2 separate regions of the Mus musculus genome follow, and region 1 is linked to region 2. The links are chromatin loops, found by intact Hi-C in ENCODE. Cell type or tissue: heart. All regions are shown on one strand.

Region 1 (8,000 bases), 52 kb before region 2:
ATCTATAAAATGTTGCAGCTCTGGGGAGTGTTAGAATTCTAGATGCCAGCCAAGGTCAGTTCCTTGTAGATGAAGTCTACAGGTTGAGCAGGGTTAGAATTCTCCCACGCCCAGGCTTTCTTATGATGTTCCAAGGTAGTAGATGTGACTCCAATGCACCTTTCCATCCGTATCTCCCAGAACACCATGCATTCAAACCCTCATGCAACCTCCAGAGCTCTCTACACTGCTGTTCTGTCTCTCAGTTGGGCCTATATGGGTTTGTGAGGTGCTTCTCTTGGGGCCGGGTATAGTAGTAATTTCTCATTCTAGCTCCCAAATAATTGACACAACAACCTATTAAGTTTATTAACAAGCTTTGGGCTATTCTGACCCTCTAAACTATCCATTTTCCAGCTGCCAGGTCCTTATACCTTCAATCCAAGTCTTGCTCTGACTTGCTCTGCTCCACGTGTGTCCTCACGGCAACTCCCTTGGTGACCTGCTCATCACAACTCCTGGACCCTCTCTCTGCCTCATGGCCACCTCCACCTGGTCTCTCTAACTGGGATCAGAAGTCCTGCCTTCTGTCCCAGCAGTGTGCTGATAGGGTCTCTGTTAACCAATTAGAGAGAGTTGGGGAACATTCTTTACACAACATTGATACAGGGGATGGTTCAAAAATCATGACGATGCTAGCATCTGGGCTGTAACCAGATTTCTGGGCACAGAAATCGGCAACTGAATACAAAGTGCACAAGACCAAGCCCCAGGAGGGGAGGAGGAGCCAATGCCTTTTCTTGGAACTAGGGAACGTTGAAAGGCGCCTCCTTATCGACGTGAGCAGAGCCAGAGAAAGCAGAGCACAGAACCTTTTCTACAAGCAAACCGCTTACTTCCCTCATGGCATGAGGTTTCAAACTGTTTCTGTGGCTAGTTCCTCTCCAGCTGATTCCTCACAGGGACTGGAAAATCGCCCCCCACTTCTGGGTCTCCAGCTCAGCTCTGGCCGGAACATTTCTGTTCTGATTTCCCAGGCCTGCCTGTGTGAGATATTTGCAGAGTCCTACACTGCCTGCTTTACTTGGCTGCCCTGAGAATGTATTCCTGAGGCCAGGTGGATGAATGGTGAATTGACTCCAGTGTTCCGCAGAAGGTACGGAGCCAGGAAATGGCTGATCATTAACAGGCTCCAGCCGGAAAAAACTACGGGGTTAAAAACCCAGAGGTGTTACGTGGTAGCTCAGTGATTCCCAGTGTTCTCTGTTTGCCTTTGGATAAAGCATACTTACTTTCAACTGCTAAAAATTGCATTTTAAACCTTTGGGGTATATGACTGTTTCTAACATGAAATGGGGGTACGAGGGTGTCCTCAACCTCAGGTTCTTCTGCAGCTTCCTGAACAAGAAGCCTATCAGGTTTGCAGAATCGGAACGGTGAGCCAAGCCCCAAACAGGCCTGACCGCATTTTGAGCAACGATCAAATGTCCTAGTCGGAGAGACGTGACGTTTTATTAGCAAAGCTTCTCCTGGCCCTACAGCCGCCAAGGCTTCATGAGATCCTTTAAACTCCAAACCCCAGCCCCTCCCTCCACCGCTCCTGGACACTCTCACGCCTCCGCTTATCTAGCCTCAAACAAAGCAAGGGAGAGGAAACAGGTTCTCTGGGTGTCGGGGCTCTGTCAAAGCAGAGAAGAGACAGCTGGACGGCTGGTCCCTTGCTTTTCTCTGGCCCATGGTACAACTTTGGCATCAGATACGTGTTGCTTTTATTTTGTGGTGCACAGCAGTCACGTGATTGGATGGCATATACAAGCATTATATTGTGTGACTCTTCATCATTTGAGACAGCAGTAAGCCCCCTTCTCCTTCCTGGTGACCGTCGCTGAAACAGATGCAAAGTCTTGAATTCTCTTGTCTTGGAATGAGTCGCAAGACATTTAAGTGGGGAGCCACAAGATTGAGTTTTTCTGGTTGCTGTCTTGTGCCAACTCTCCCTCTAGGCACGTGCACGAGAACATGCATGAGACACACACACACACACAAAGAGGGCGGGGCATTGTCTCTGTCACTTTGCCCCCACAGCTTTCCCCACGACAGAGGGGCATTTGAGAGAAGAGTGGGCCTGACCCCAGCACCTCTGTGTGGGAGTTTGTGTGGGCAGCAGAGAATTTGGAAGGGTGGCATGACTCTTTCAGTCACTTGTTTCTGTGTCTTCTGAGTTTTCTCGTGGCTCAAGTGAGCCGAGGAAAGGCTGTCAGGGAAGAGAGCTGCTGCCGGACTCTGCAAAGGAAACAGCCGCACCGCACCTACTTAAGGAAGCAACCGGAGCCAAGAGAGGATGGCTTGCCTCTACCTCAGCATGCTCCAGGCCTGTGGCACTCACAGGAACAGAGGAGAGTGACAGGGACCCCAGTCTCAGCGCAGAGCACCTTCCCTTCTTGGGGACAGACAAGTCCCTAGGTCTCCTCATGATCCATACCAGACCAGCCCTAAGTTTCCATTCAGTGGAGCTGGGAAGATGAAGAAAACATAGAAGTTAAAACTGAACTCACGTTCACTGGCTTTGTTCAGATAGCGCATTGTCTTAAATAGCTTCGGAGGTGGCCCCGACTTTCAGTGCGATTCTGAGAGGGTTGGTTTTTTTATCATGGTTGTTTACCTTTTAAAAAGTAAATTGAGAACTAAAGTATGCCCAGAAGATTTTAAGAAAATATCTCTTACTTGGGCAATGGTAATGAATCCCAGCACTCGGAAGGCAGAGGCACGCTGATCCCTGTGAGTTTGACACCAATCTGGTCTTCAAATCGAGTCCAGGACAGGCAGGGCTACACAAAGAAACACCCTGTCTCGAAAACAGAAAACAACAACAGAAGAAATAAACAATATTTTTTAGATATTCATTTACTCCTGTGTCTGCATGTGAAAAAAGGCTTTGGGAGTCTGTGTGTGTGTGTGTGTGTGTGACTGTCTCTCTGTCTCTCTCTCTCTGTCTCTGCCTCTCTCTCTCTCTCTCTCTCTCTCTCTCTCTCTCTCTCTCTCTCTCTCTCTCTCTCTCTCCCTCCCTCCCTCCCTCTCGTTTTTTTGAGACAGGACTTCTCTGTGTAGCCCTGGCTGTCCTGGAACACCAGGCTGGCCTGAAACTCAGAGATCCGCCTGCCTTTGCCTTCCCAGTGCTGGGCTCCAAGCTGCGTGCCACCACCGCTTGGCGAGGGCTATCCTTTTCTAGTCATCTCTGCTTGTTCCTTTCGTAGGAGGGAGGGTCTATCGTGGAACTCAGGGCCAGGGTTTCTTAGCGGAGTTGGAAGTATCAAGTCCCAGTGATTCTTCTGTCTCCTCTGCCGTGGTCCCTTATGTAGGTCCCAGGACACGACTCCAGTTCTCAGGATTGTGTGCCAAGCGCTCTTGACCTCTGAGCGAGCACTTGAGCTTTTGTCCTCGAGACAAGTTCTCACGTATGCCAGGTGGCCTCACACCTCGAGCTAATCAAGCTTACTCCATCACACCTGCTTTATGAGGTACTGAGAGTCACAGTCGGGACTTTGTGCCGACTGAGCTACATCCCCACACTTTGTGGCACCCCTCTTTGAAAGCTGCATTTGGAGACTGTTAAATTCTGTAATTCCTGGGGGGTGGGGGAAGCTGACCTAGGGTGAGTTTGTACTTCAAATTTCATGTGGTTGTGACACAGCAGATGTGTCTAGAGGAGGTATTGCGGGACAAAGGAAACAGGGTGAGAGCTGGGGTGGACAAAGCGACCTGGTCCAGTCTATTTGGACTTAGCATACTACTTTTTATAAACCCCGGTAGAGGGCGCAGTCTCCTCGTCCTTGAAGCGCCCACAGGTCATTGTTCTGAAGGCATCCCACCGAGTGAGTATTCAAAACACCAAGGATAGAGTTGGAGGTGCTGATCATGAAGCCCAGCAGGGCAGCGAACCGGAAGCTGAAGCAGGACGGTGGTCTGCAAGTTTGAGGCTAGCTAGTCTACATGGTACATTCCAGGCTATCCAGGTCTACATAGCAAGACCGGGTTGAAGAAAAGGAGGGGTGGGGAAGGGAAGGAGAAAGAGAGGAAGGAGGAAGAAAACAGCACAGACCAACCTTGAACTGCTCCTAGCTCACCCCTGAGAGGATGAAAGGACTCGTTCTAGATACTCGGATACTCGGACGGACTTATTCAGGAGGGTAGGTCGAGGCGCTGGCTGTGCAGCTTTGAGGTGCTTAGAAATTCAGAGAGTCTACCTCTTCCCTGGTCTCTAAAGAAGCGGTCAAGAGTTGTTGACTCTAGGAATACATTTATTGGGTCGGATGATTAGGGAACCTATGCCAAGACAGGCAGAGGCAGAAAATGGCACTGTTGTTTATTTGGTTGGTTGATTGGAGGGGGGACACTGTGTCAGGTAATCCAGACTCACTATGTAGCCAAGGGACCTTGACCCGCCTGATTTTCCTACCTAAATCTCCTACGTTAATGAGTACAAGTGTTCACAACAAGGCACTCGTTTTTTTTATTTTAATCCAAGCTATTTGAATTAGTCAATATAAGATGTCCAATATTGTGTGACAGCCACCGTTTCATCTTTTATTGTAAATAGATATTTTTTGCATACAATACATTCTGATTGTGTTTCCCTTCCAAAAACTACCTCCAGATCCTTCCCAACTCCCCAGCCACCCAAATCTACAGTCCGCTTTGCTCTCTCCAGTTAGACAGGGAACAGTGTTCTAAAAAGAAAAAGAAAAGGCTAGAGAAAAAGCTTACAAACATGAATAGGACAAAACAGATGAGTGAACAGAGAAGAAAAAGCCAGAGAAAAACCGCAGGAAACACATTCAGACACAGAGACACCCATGTGCACGCACATAAAAACACAAAATTGGAAGCTATAATAGACATGTAGGGGAATGGGGTGGGGAGCCCAGACAAAGCATTATGAGACAAAAATTAAAACAAAAATACCACTGAATTTGTTCTATGTTGGCCATCTACTGCTGGCATGAGGCCTGCCCTTAAGTGTGGTTTGTATACCCAGTGAAACTGTCATGCTTTTTTTTTTTTTTAAGTTCTTTACGTTTTTACTCTTTGTGCACAAAGACTAGCATGATCGGTTCCACTTGGTAGTCAGTTGAATCCATTCAAGGTCGCTTAGTCCAACTTAATGAAGCCTATGTCCTTCACGTACTGCCGGAAGCACTGGCGGCTCATGTTCAGCCCATATTTGAGAATCAGACCATGGCGGTTAGAGCAGACGCAGCAAGAGCGGGAACCCTGGCCGAACTTCCGTGGGTGATTCCAGTAGAGCTGCTGGTGACCCATCTTGCCTTCAGACACCCAAAGAGGGAAAAAGCTGTTATGCTTTTTGTTTGTTTGTTTTTTTGAGACAGGGTTTCTCTGTATAGCCCTGGCTGTCCTGGAGCTCACTTTGTAGACCAGGCTGGTCTCGAACTCAGAAATCCGCCTGCCTCTGCCTCCCAAGTGCTGGGATTAAAGGCGTGCGCCACCACGCCGGGCTACTGTTATGCTTTTTAAAAGGCATGTTGAAGTAGTACAATAATTTCTTAACTTAGAAAACGGTCCTCAGGGTTCAGAATTTAGAGTTAGAACAAGCTATGTACGAAATAACTCTTCAAAAACGTTTCCCAAATACAGTTTCCCTTTCTAAAAACCACCAGTGCCCTAATCCCCTTTATATCTACCAAAAAGATTCTATTCATATAGGAAGAGATAGGCCAGCAGCACTCTTCGGTTAGCCCACCACTGAAGAGGTGGACGAATCAGGGTTCCAAGTTCAAGGCCAGACTGAACCCCACACATTCACAGCCAGGCTGGGCGCACAATGTGACACTTTCTCAGAGACAGGGTCACACAGACAGCCAGAGTTTGAAGGCGGCTGTCTGACTCATGCATGGTTGCCTTTATCCACCAAACTGCATAGCTGCTACCTAAAATGTTTCCTCATTCTCTTTTTGTGGCTGCAATTTTATGGCTGCATCAAATTAAATGGCTGCCCTGTAATTTACTTGATCTACTCCTATTAGTGAGCATTTATATTTCTAACTCAATGTTACCCACATCCAAAAAAAAAAAAAATGTAGTTAGTGGACAGTTGTGGTGTAATCCCAGAACGTGGGAAGTGGAGGCATGAGGCCAGCCCTCACTCAGACTTGGATTGTTTGAGACCCTGTCTCAAACCAAGAAGAACATAATAAAATCTCAACCAAAAAATTGTAATTAGTTAGCATGCTTCGATGTCATTCGATGTCATTTCAAACATGTGGGATACATTTATTATTATTTATTTAAGACAAATTTTTAGAATTGAATTTTCTGAGACAATTTTTTAAAAGGTGTGTGTGTGTGTGTGTGTGTAGATGTCTGTGTCTGTGCATTTATTTGCATATGTGTATACAGATGCCCATGGAAGCCAAAAGAGGGTGTTGAAGTTCTTGGAGCTGGAGATGTAGGCTATTGTAAGCTGCCCAACACCATCATTGGGGAACCAAACAACAGTCCTCTGCAGGAACAGTATAAGTCTTTAGTTGCTAAGCCAAGTCTTAAACTTGTCAAGACAATTTTAAAAACAGGTTTATTTATTTATGTATATGTGTACTCTGTCACACACTTACACTCCTGCATGCCAGAAGAGGAGATCAAACCTAATAGATGGTTGTGAACCCACAGTGTGGGTGCTGGGAATTGAACTTGGTACCTCTGGAAGGACCGCCAGTGCTCTTAACCACTGAACCATCTCTCCATCCTCCTCCAGACAGTTTTTAATATGACTGTAAAGTTGGCATCTCCCTGCCTCTCACCTTCACACTCACATCCATGGCGGGTCCCCGTGCCCCTCATCCTTGGTGTGGACTTGCCTAGCCGTGTAGCACGCTGGTTAGTGTTGTTCCGGTTGTGAAGGAGACTGAGACCATACTGTCCTTAAGAACCTTCTGGACTGGACAGACTGGAGTGAGTCTCCATGGACCACTGGACAGCCTCTGTTTAATGAGTAAACCAAGCAAGCCACTGAAAGGAAGAAGGCAGAGTCCAAGGAGGAGGCTCATGGGCTTCTAACCAAGCAGTCGGCGGCCCAGGCTGTGTATTTGCTGAGAGTAAAACTAAATAAATAAGCTGAGTATGCTGTTCCCTGATTTCGGTACTGCAGAAGTTGGTGGCTTGAGCCAAGGAGTTTGAGGCCAATCTGGACAATGGGACAGAAAACAGGCTGTTCTGCTATGATCCCTCCAGAAGACCAAACCGAATGCTTCTTAGGCTATGTCTATGTCTCGTCATCTCCAGAGGAGAGTGGAAAGACAGTTAGTTGTAGGGCTGGAGAGATGGTTCAGTGGTTAAGAGCACTGTCTGCTCTTCCTAAGAGGTCCTGAGTTCAAGTCCCAGCAACCACATGGTGGCTCACAACCATCTGTAATAGAATCTGATGTCCTCTTCTGGTGTGTCTGAAGACAGCTACAGTGTACTCATGTACATACAATAAATAAAACTTTAAGAAAAAAAGAAAGAAAGAAAGAAAGAAAGAAAGAAAGAAAGAAAGAAAGAGAGAAAGAGAGAGAGAGAGAGAGAGAGAGAGAGAGAAAGAAAGAAAGAAAGAAAGGAAGGAAGGAAGGAAGGAAGGAAGGAAGGAAGGAAGACCGTTGTAGCAAGACTAATCCCCAACCTTCTGCATGTGTGTCTTTCTGTCTGTCTGTCTCACTATGTAACACAGATGCCTTCAAATTTGCATTCTTGCCTGGCGTGGTGGCACACACCTTTAATCCTAGCACTCGGGAGGCAGAGGCAGGTGGATTTCTGAGTTCGAGGCCAGCCTGGTCTGCAAAGTAAGTTCCAGGACAGCCAGAGATACACAGAGAAACCCTGTCTCAAAAACAAAAACAAAAACAAACAAATTTGCATTCTCCTGCTTCAACCTTCAAGATAAAGAAAGAAGTCTGAAGACATTAGACTACTTGGTACATCTGAGATGTGGATAGAGGCCATCAAAGAACATAGGCACAAGGCCGGGATGT
Region 2 (8,000 bases):
TAGAAAGTGAAACAGTTAAGGTGTGAATTTATTATTCTTCGATTAAAAATAGACTCAGTGTCATAAATTGGATTCAGAGCTTGTGCGGCCACATGAACAGATACCAGCATCATGCAAAGACTTTACTGCCTTGCTCATTTTGTTTTCTTAGCCACTGATTCCAGGAACTGTACTGTAATGTTTGACACTCCGAAAGACTGGTGTTGGGAGCTGGAGCGGACCAAGGGTAGTGTGAAGTACAGAACAGTGAGTGTGAATGAAGGCTACCGAGTCTCTGACAGGTAAGCTCTCCCCATTATGTGTGTGAGTATGTGCATAAGTGTCTGTGGCCAGACACATGAGGCCCGAAGAAGGCCTCAGATCATATATTAGGGCTCTCCTAAGAAGCACGTCTGAGAGGATGGGGATGTGTGTGTGTGTGTGCGCGTGCGTGGGTGCATGTGTGTGCATGTGTGTGCGTGTGTGTGTGTGTGTGTGTGTGTGTGTGTGTGTGTGCGCGTGGGTGGGTGCATGCGTGCGTGCGCACGTGTGTGTGTGTGTGTGTGTGCGCGCACAGAGAAATGGTTTATTAGGTTTCCTTCCAGGGTGTGGGCTGCCTCCCCGCAGCAGCTGCTCAGTCTCCAGGGCTGGCTTCTCCGCAGGCCCAGGCTAGCGCTGAAGGACTGAGGATTCTTGGAGAGCTGCTGACCTTCACCTAGGTTGAAATGTTGAAGAAGTTAGTTCTGATAGCAAAGGAATACCACAGCAACAGGTAGATGGTCTTGTCAGCAAAAGTGAGGACAAGAAGGCAAAGAAAGCAATTTTCTTCTTCCTATGCTTGTCCAGGCTGCTACCAGAAGATGCCACCCACATTTACCGTGTCTTCCTACTCCAGATGTGATCAGGAGTGCCCAGAGCTTGTGTTTTAGTTGATTTCAGATATAGTCACGTTGACAGCCATGATGAGTCATCACAGAGCCCATGGGCTGGAGTTATGGGCATCTGTGAGAGGGCTGTGAAGTGAACTCCGGTCCTTTGGAAGATCAGCACACACAGCTGGGCTTAATGACACATGCTTTTAATCCCAGCACTTGGGAGGTAGAGACGGGTGAATCTCTGAGTTTGAGTGAGCCTGGTCTACATAGCAAGTCAGGACAGCCAGGGTAAGTGCCCTTTGTTCAGAGCTGAGAGAAGGGGAGAGAGGGAAGCCTGGTAGGTAGAACAGCCAGGTGCCCTTCATCAGCGGGGAGAAGGGGGGAGTAGAGGACGAGGGAAGGGATAGTTGGATGCTTCCTGGGGAATTTATTCTTTCTGATTGTGAGAACACTGGGGGGAGTTTGAGCAGAGGAGGGAGTGATCTGGCCCACATTTTTAGGATGACTCTGCTGGTCTGTTTTTAGAAACTTGAATCTTATCACTGGGAGCAGAGCTTCCTACTGTGCTGACAGCTTCATAAAGTACTGTAGGTTTATAGCACTTTTTACATTTGAGTGTCTCAGGTTTCTTCAGTATATCAGTTTTGATTCAACCTGAAACATGAACAGGGTGGGTTAGAAGGAGAAACTGTACCATCGTCAGAACTGGCTGTACGGTGCCACAGGCCAACTACTTCTCTTTTGGAATTTATTCCTAAATCTTTATGTCATTGTACTCTGTGGAGATAAAAGAAGGTGTGTGGCCCTGTGGGATGTGTGCTTTACAGAGGGACCCATGAACTAGTGCTGACACAGCGTGATGTAGCTCTGTCCTGGGCTACCCTTCCCAGATTACAGCTGTGCCTGAGTGGATTGCCCAGCTTCCATAATGAAGCTGCCCTGAGACAGGCTCTTGCCTCAGAACTCAGCCTGCTTCTAAAGGGACTGTTTTGAAGAGGAAGAAGTAATTGCTCATAGTCTCTGGGGACTGCCCGGGATCTGCCAGAGCTAATCGGGACAGGTGAGCTCACCCTCCACCCTGCGCCTGGTGTGGTGCTCAGTGTTCATGAACAGAGGCTAATCTGCTAGACGGTCGGTCTGACGTGTTAAATGGGTTTGTGTGAACAGGTTTGTATAATGGAATTAACTAGAAAGGTGACACTGTAGAATATTCAGTCTTACTGGACGGGAAAGGCATGCAAACCTTTTTAGGACCAGGGGCCCACTGCAGCTTTATGGCATGTGTATTAAGGGGGGCACTGAGAACTCCTCTGGTGATGGCACCATTCAGTCAGTGCTTCCCAGAGATATCTCAGTCCCCACAGAGCTTGTCAGGAATGCAGGCGTCACTGAGTAGGTGGGGCTGAGCCAGTCTGCTATGCCCTCATAGCATGACATTGCAGAGCAGAACTTAATCCCCTGTGCTCCTGCAGAGCTTTGAGCTTCTGATTTGTAGTCATGGGGACAAGCCTGGATTTTGATAATTGTCTAATCCTTCCCTGTGCTTTTAATGGGCATTTTGAGTTTAAAGGTTATTGATCTATTGAAATGTTTTTACTTTAGTGACTCCCTAAAGAAACCGTAGCTTACTGTCCACGTGCTCAGGCAAGTATGTAAGAAAATGCAGTAGCTCAGTATTTCAGAAGTCAAGGTCACAACGCTGTTAGTGACTGGAGGACCTTAGCCACAGCCAGTGCTTCACAGGCCTGGGTGTATGTCAAGGTCTCATGATCTTTCTTCTTTTACAATTGTCTGTGGGGGGGGGGGTGTGGAGAGATGACTTGGGAGCTATGAGCACTTCCTGCTCTTCTAGAGGACCCCAGTTTAGTGTCCTACGCCTGTGTCTGGCTGGCTAACAACTGCCTGTCACTCCAGCCCCAGGGAATCTGTGCCACCAGCACCCAAACACACGCGGCATATAATTACACAGACCTGCACATACATAGAAAAATAAATTGCTAAAAGTATCCTTGAGGTTTCTTTAATACAAATTTTGAAGCATTATAGCAAAAACATGTATGGCAAAGCTCGTTTTACCCATTGCTTGGGCATGACAATGACGAAGTCAGAGCTAACCCTGTCTTCTCTATACATCCACCCGCTTGTTCACCCTCTGCACTGTTGGGAAAAGAATTTCAAAGCTCATTTCATTTATGTTCAGTGTATATTACAAAGAACAAAGGACTGCATTGTTTTTAATAAGCATAGCATGAAAACATCATACTTTTCAAATTCACACTACTACTTTTTGTTTGTTGAGACAGGGTCTTCCTTTGTAGCATGTGTCCTGGAATTTTCTATGAGGACCAGACTGACCTCATAGAGATCTACCTACCTCTACCTCCCAAGTCCTAGGATTGCAGACCTGTGTTATGCCTGTTCACACTGCTTCTTTGATATCTAATTAGTATTTCAAATTCCCCAGGATTTGGTTTGCCTTGGAGTGGAGGGAAGTTGTTTTGCTTGTGTGTGTGTCTCTGTGTGTGTCTGTTTTGAGACAGGGTTTCACCCTGTACCCAGGCTGGCTACTTAATTGCTAGAGTTATAGGAGTACACCCCCAATTCTTGACTCGCTTTTATAAGAATTCTTTTTTTAAATTTATTGTTAATAAAGATTGAGTAGCATTTTTGCCATTTCTTGATGGATTTTTAAGTGTAGACTCACACTTTTTCTTGAAGAAATCAAGCTCTTTGCTAATTGTTTCCCACAGTGGAGTTTGGCCACGCCCCCTAGTGGTTCTTCATGTAGGTCCACCTTCTGTGAATTGATGAATGGCTCAGTCATCGTGTCTGATCTCTGACTTAAAGATCCATCTTCCCATGGGGCTGGGGGATGGATCAGTGGATAAGACTACTTTCTGCTCTTGCAGAAGTCCGGGGTTTGGTTGTCAGTACCCACATGTTTGGCTCACAACTCTAGATACTGTAGAATGTGTGTCTATAGCTCTACAACCAGGGAATCCAACACCCTCTTCTGGTTTTTGAAGTCACTAGCATGGACATGGTGAACAGACATACTCTCAGGTACACACTCATACACATACATTCTTTTTTTTTTTTTTTTTTTTTTTTTTTTGAAGTTTGTCCTATCGAGGATTCTGACAGATTGGCGTCAAGCATGCAGTGTATATGCAAACACCATCTGATTACTTTCCATTACAGCAAAGCCACACAGGTGCCTTCAGTCTCAGGAGGCTTTAGTTATGACGAGGAGCCAATGTACCCATGTGGTTTTGGTTCCTGCAACTTTGAAAAATTAGCTTTCTCGTGTTCTTCTGTTTAGCAGGCATATTCTTGTAAAGATGTTTCTCCTGAAGATAACAAAATCATAGTGTATAACTAAATTTTCAAACCTTATTTTTAATGATGGTTCTTAAGTGCTTTAACCTCCCTTGTGGCCCACCAACCAGAGGGAGCGGAAAAGAAAAGACACAGGTGGGGGTTGACCTCTTTAGAAAGTTTCTTTGGAGCATCTCCCGTCTATGTTGTCTGAAAATCGGCAGTTCACAGGTTAGCAGGCAGCAGCAGCTCTATCCACTCACAGACACTTCAAACACTACACCAGCAGTCCGGTTCAGTAGAGTCAGGTTAGCAACAGTGGTGACAAGACCTAGCAGAGACAGCCAGGCCTTAACCAGTCAGCAGGAGGGACCCGGAGGGATGCCAGGAGTTCTCCGCTGTGTCTCTCTCAGGGAAATGAAAATCAGTGAAGACTTGAGACCCACAAGTGTTGTACAGCTAGCTGTACCAGCAAGTCAAGTTCTGTCTCTATTGCTCTGTTGAGTCCATTTATATCCTCCGAGCATCACGTTTTGTCTCGGCATGTGCATCCAGTCAGCCAGAGTCCTCAGAGTTCCACAAACTGAGCTCTGCTATGCAATGTAAGGTGGACCAATACATGTGTGTTGTTAACAGAGAATCCATCACATGGCCTTTCATGTGTTTGCTTTAGCAGAACATTCTCTCTCCTGTGTCTGCTTCAGCGAAACATTCCTTCATGTGTTTCCCCAGTAAAACATTCCTTCATGTGTTTCCCCAGTAAAACATTCCTTCATGTGTTTCCCCAGTAAAACATTCCTTCATGTGTTTCCCCAGTAAAACATTCCTTCATGTGTTTCCCCAGTAAAACATTCCTTCATGTGTTTCCCCAGTAAAACATTCCTTCATGTGTTTCCCCAGTAAGACATCCCTTCATGTGTTCCCCCAGTAAAACATTCCTTCATGTGTTTCCCCAGTAAAACATTCCTTCATGTGTTTCCCCCAGTAAAACATTCCTTCATGTGTTTCCCCAGTAAAACATTCCTTCATGTGTTTCCCCCAGTAAAACATTCCTTCATGTGTTTCCCCCAGTAAAACATTCCTTCATGTGTTTCCCCCAGTAAAACATTCCTTCACGTGTTTCCCCCAGTAAAACATTCCTTCATGTGTTTCCCCAGTAAAACATCCCTTCATGTGTTTCCCCAGTAAAACATTCCTTCATGTGTTTCCCCAGTAAAACATTCCTTCATGTGTTTCCCCCAGTAAAACATTCCTTCATGTGTTTCCCCCAGTAAAACATTCCTTCATGTGTTTCCCCAGTAAAACATTCCTTCATGTGTTTCCCCCAGTAAAACATTCCTTCATGTGTTTCCCCCAGTAAAACATTCCTTCATGTGTTTCCCCCAGTAAAACATTCCTTCATGTGTTTCCCCCAGTAAAACACCATCCAAACGACTTTCCAAAGAACCCATTAGTTTCCACTTCAATAGTGTAACTCAGAAAGAGCCTCAGTCAGTGTGGTGTCTTAGTTTCCCTTTTTCTTTATCTGTAAAATGAAATGATCACACTACAGTCTTGACAGTGATGTTGGATTAAATGCATTGTTCGTGTAATGGATTGGGGAAGTCTGCCGCGGAGGAGCACTCATAAACGTCAGTGGTTGGCAGAAGTAGGCTAGGACTGGGTCTTTCTCCTGTTGTTGTGTTTTTGTGTTGTTTTGAGACAGGATTTTCCTATGTAGCCCAGTCTGTCTTGGAAATCATTTTGTAGACCAGGTTGGCCTTGAATTCACAGAGAGAGTCTCCTAAGAGCTGGAATTAAAGTCATGCCGCCATGCCTGTCTCAGAGTTGTGATAAAATGGATAGCAGTCATGGTTACCAATTTTCACATTCGATTTGTGTAATTAGAAGCAACACAGGTGTTTGTGTTGTTACTCTTTGATGAAATTTTGAACTATATATATTTTTAGATATCACATTTTCTAGTCTCCCTCCTTTTCAGTGTTAAAGGTCAAATCTAGAGTCTTGTAAGGGCTAGGGGCTCTGCTGCAGAGCCATACCCACTCCCCCATCTTCCTCATTTGTAGAAGAGGACACCGACCCAGAAGGGCAGAACAACTTAGCTCCCTTGCCAGCAGAGTCAGGGCTGTGCAAATCATAGGCAGAGCTAGGGCTGGAATCCGGATTCCTAGCCTGTCTGATCACAGTGCTTGTCTGTCAGCAGTCAGCCGCCCAGGGATAGCAGTTCACCTGGGCTGGGTCTCAACGGAAGTGTGGTCCTTTGTGTAACACTTTGTTTTTTCTTTTGTGAGTGTTTACAGATTTTGTGAAGTAAGTGTCTAAGAACTGATGCTATCTCTTGCTTCTAGGTTGCCAGCATACTTCGTTGTCCCCACTCCCCTTCCGGAAGACGATGTGAGGCGTTTTCAGGGCCATGGTATACCAGTAAGTACATCTGGAAACCCCGGCAGAGAAGACGCAGCGCTCTCAGCCCATCCTAGCATTGATCCTTAGGGCCCTTGGCTTAGTGCTCCAGAGTTTGTCTGCAGTGTAAGAGGAATCCAAAATACCACAGGGACTCCCTAGGCTGCCTCCTAAAGGTGAGCTCCCTGGAGCAAGTCCGAAGCCATCTTGAGGTTTTGGCAGACGCTGAGGCACTTGAGGAGGAGAGTAGGCCCACTGCTTTACACTTCAGCATTCGGTGCCTGAGCCGACACTACTCACAGTGGGATTTAAGATTGCTTTGGGCCAGCTCTGTTAATCTTGATCTGGGCATTGCTGAGGCTTCTCTTATAAAACAGCATGAAGCACAGGATAGAAGGGATGAGAGCCATCTTTAATGTCACTGGCCTAATAAAGCACGACTAGATGGACCCGACTTTTAATTGTTGACAGAGTTCCACAGCCTGTGGGAATTTGGTCAGGAATCAGAATCGTAAGCACGTGACGTACACAAGGCTGCTCTGCCAGAAGAGTCTGGAGTGTGAGCTGAGATGGTAAAACACCGTCACATTCCCAGAGCCCACGGAGGGCAGGCTGGGCAGGGAGTGAATATCCCTGTGTCTGGCCCAGAAGGGCAGCGCTTCAGCACCAGCCTGTAGCTCTGGTGACTGAACATTGCCAGGTGGCTGGATTTTTTTTTAGAGGAAGCCAGAGATGCAGATTGCTATGTGAGTTTTCCTGATCTCCAACTAGATGTAGTTAAATTGGAGAATTTGAAAAAAGTTCTTGGGATGTAGCTGGGTCACATTCCACCAGTGTCCAGCCCTGACTGACAGCTGAGGTTTCCATACTTACCTTTGCATTCTTGAAAATCCCCATAGTTGTGAAAGAGTTTTGTTTATGTGGGTTGTGCCATTTTAGAAATTCCAGTTAAAACTGGGTGTGATGGCTCATGCCTGTGATTCCAGCCCTGGCTGAGCCAGGAGGATTGCCGTGATTTTGAAGCCAGCATGCATTCCCTAAGTTTTAGACCAGTGTAGACTAGAGTGAGACCGTGTTAATTTTTTTTTGTCAAATTGAATTTTAATGAAAAAATATAAGAAGCATTTTATCATTAAGCATTAAGCATTTATCATATACGTTTATGGAAAATAACTATCTAAAAAGCCAAATGGGATAGCACAATTTTGGATTTTGGAAATAAAAGACAGCTGGATTCCTTTATTCAGTCTGTGGTGGTATGCAGAAGACCAGTTACAGACCACAGAGAAACTCCAGCTTCAGGCATGTGCATTTGGAAAGGAAGGCATAGATAGGCTGGACTGAGCATTTTATTATTTGACGGTGCACCAGACATGGTCCGTAACAGTTTCACAAAGGTGACCATAGTAAGGAATTTGAAAACAC

Evidence for each region. Hi-C counts contacts between places; a loop is a spot of excess contacts. Peaks named below come from ENCODE experiments on the same cell type or tissue, not always from the same donor. Only the 100,000 strongest peaks of a DNase experiment are listed, where the experiment ranks them.
Region 1: it touches region 2 in a loop (6-fold over the local background); 21 of 42 quality-filtered maps call a loop at or near these places.

What each region holds. Positions count from the first base shown.
Region 1 is chr15:12,193,175-12,201,174 of GRCm38, forward strand. It overlaps the pseudogene Gm2581. Among named protein-coding and RNA genes, the nearest start is that of Mtmr12, 7.9 kb to the right of the region's middle. In heart, a CTCF peak has its summit at 3,786 (motif pointing right); DNase peaks (open chromatin) are centred at 787 and 3,827; H3K4me3 peaks cover 2,007 bases; H3K27ac peaks cover 3,746 bases.
Region 2 is chr15:12,244,833-12,252,832 of GRCm38, forward strand. Mtmr12 (myotubularin related protein 12) reads left to right here. Exons shown (of 16, transcript NM_172958.4): 7 at 152-281; 8 at 6,521-6,596. Among named protein-coding and RNA genes, the nearest start is that of Mtmr12, 44 kb to the left of the region's middle. In heart, a CTCF peak has its summit at 3,626 (motif pointing left); a DNase peak (open chromatin) is centred at 2,079; H3K27ac peaks cover 3,589 bases.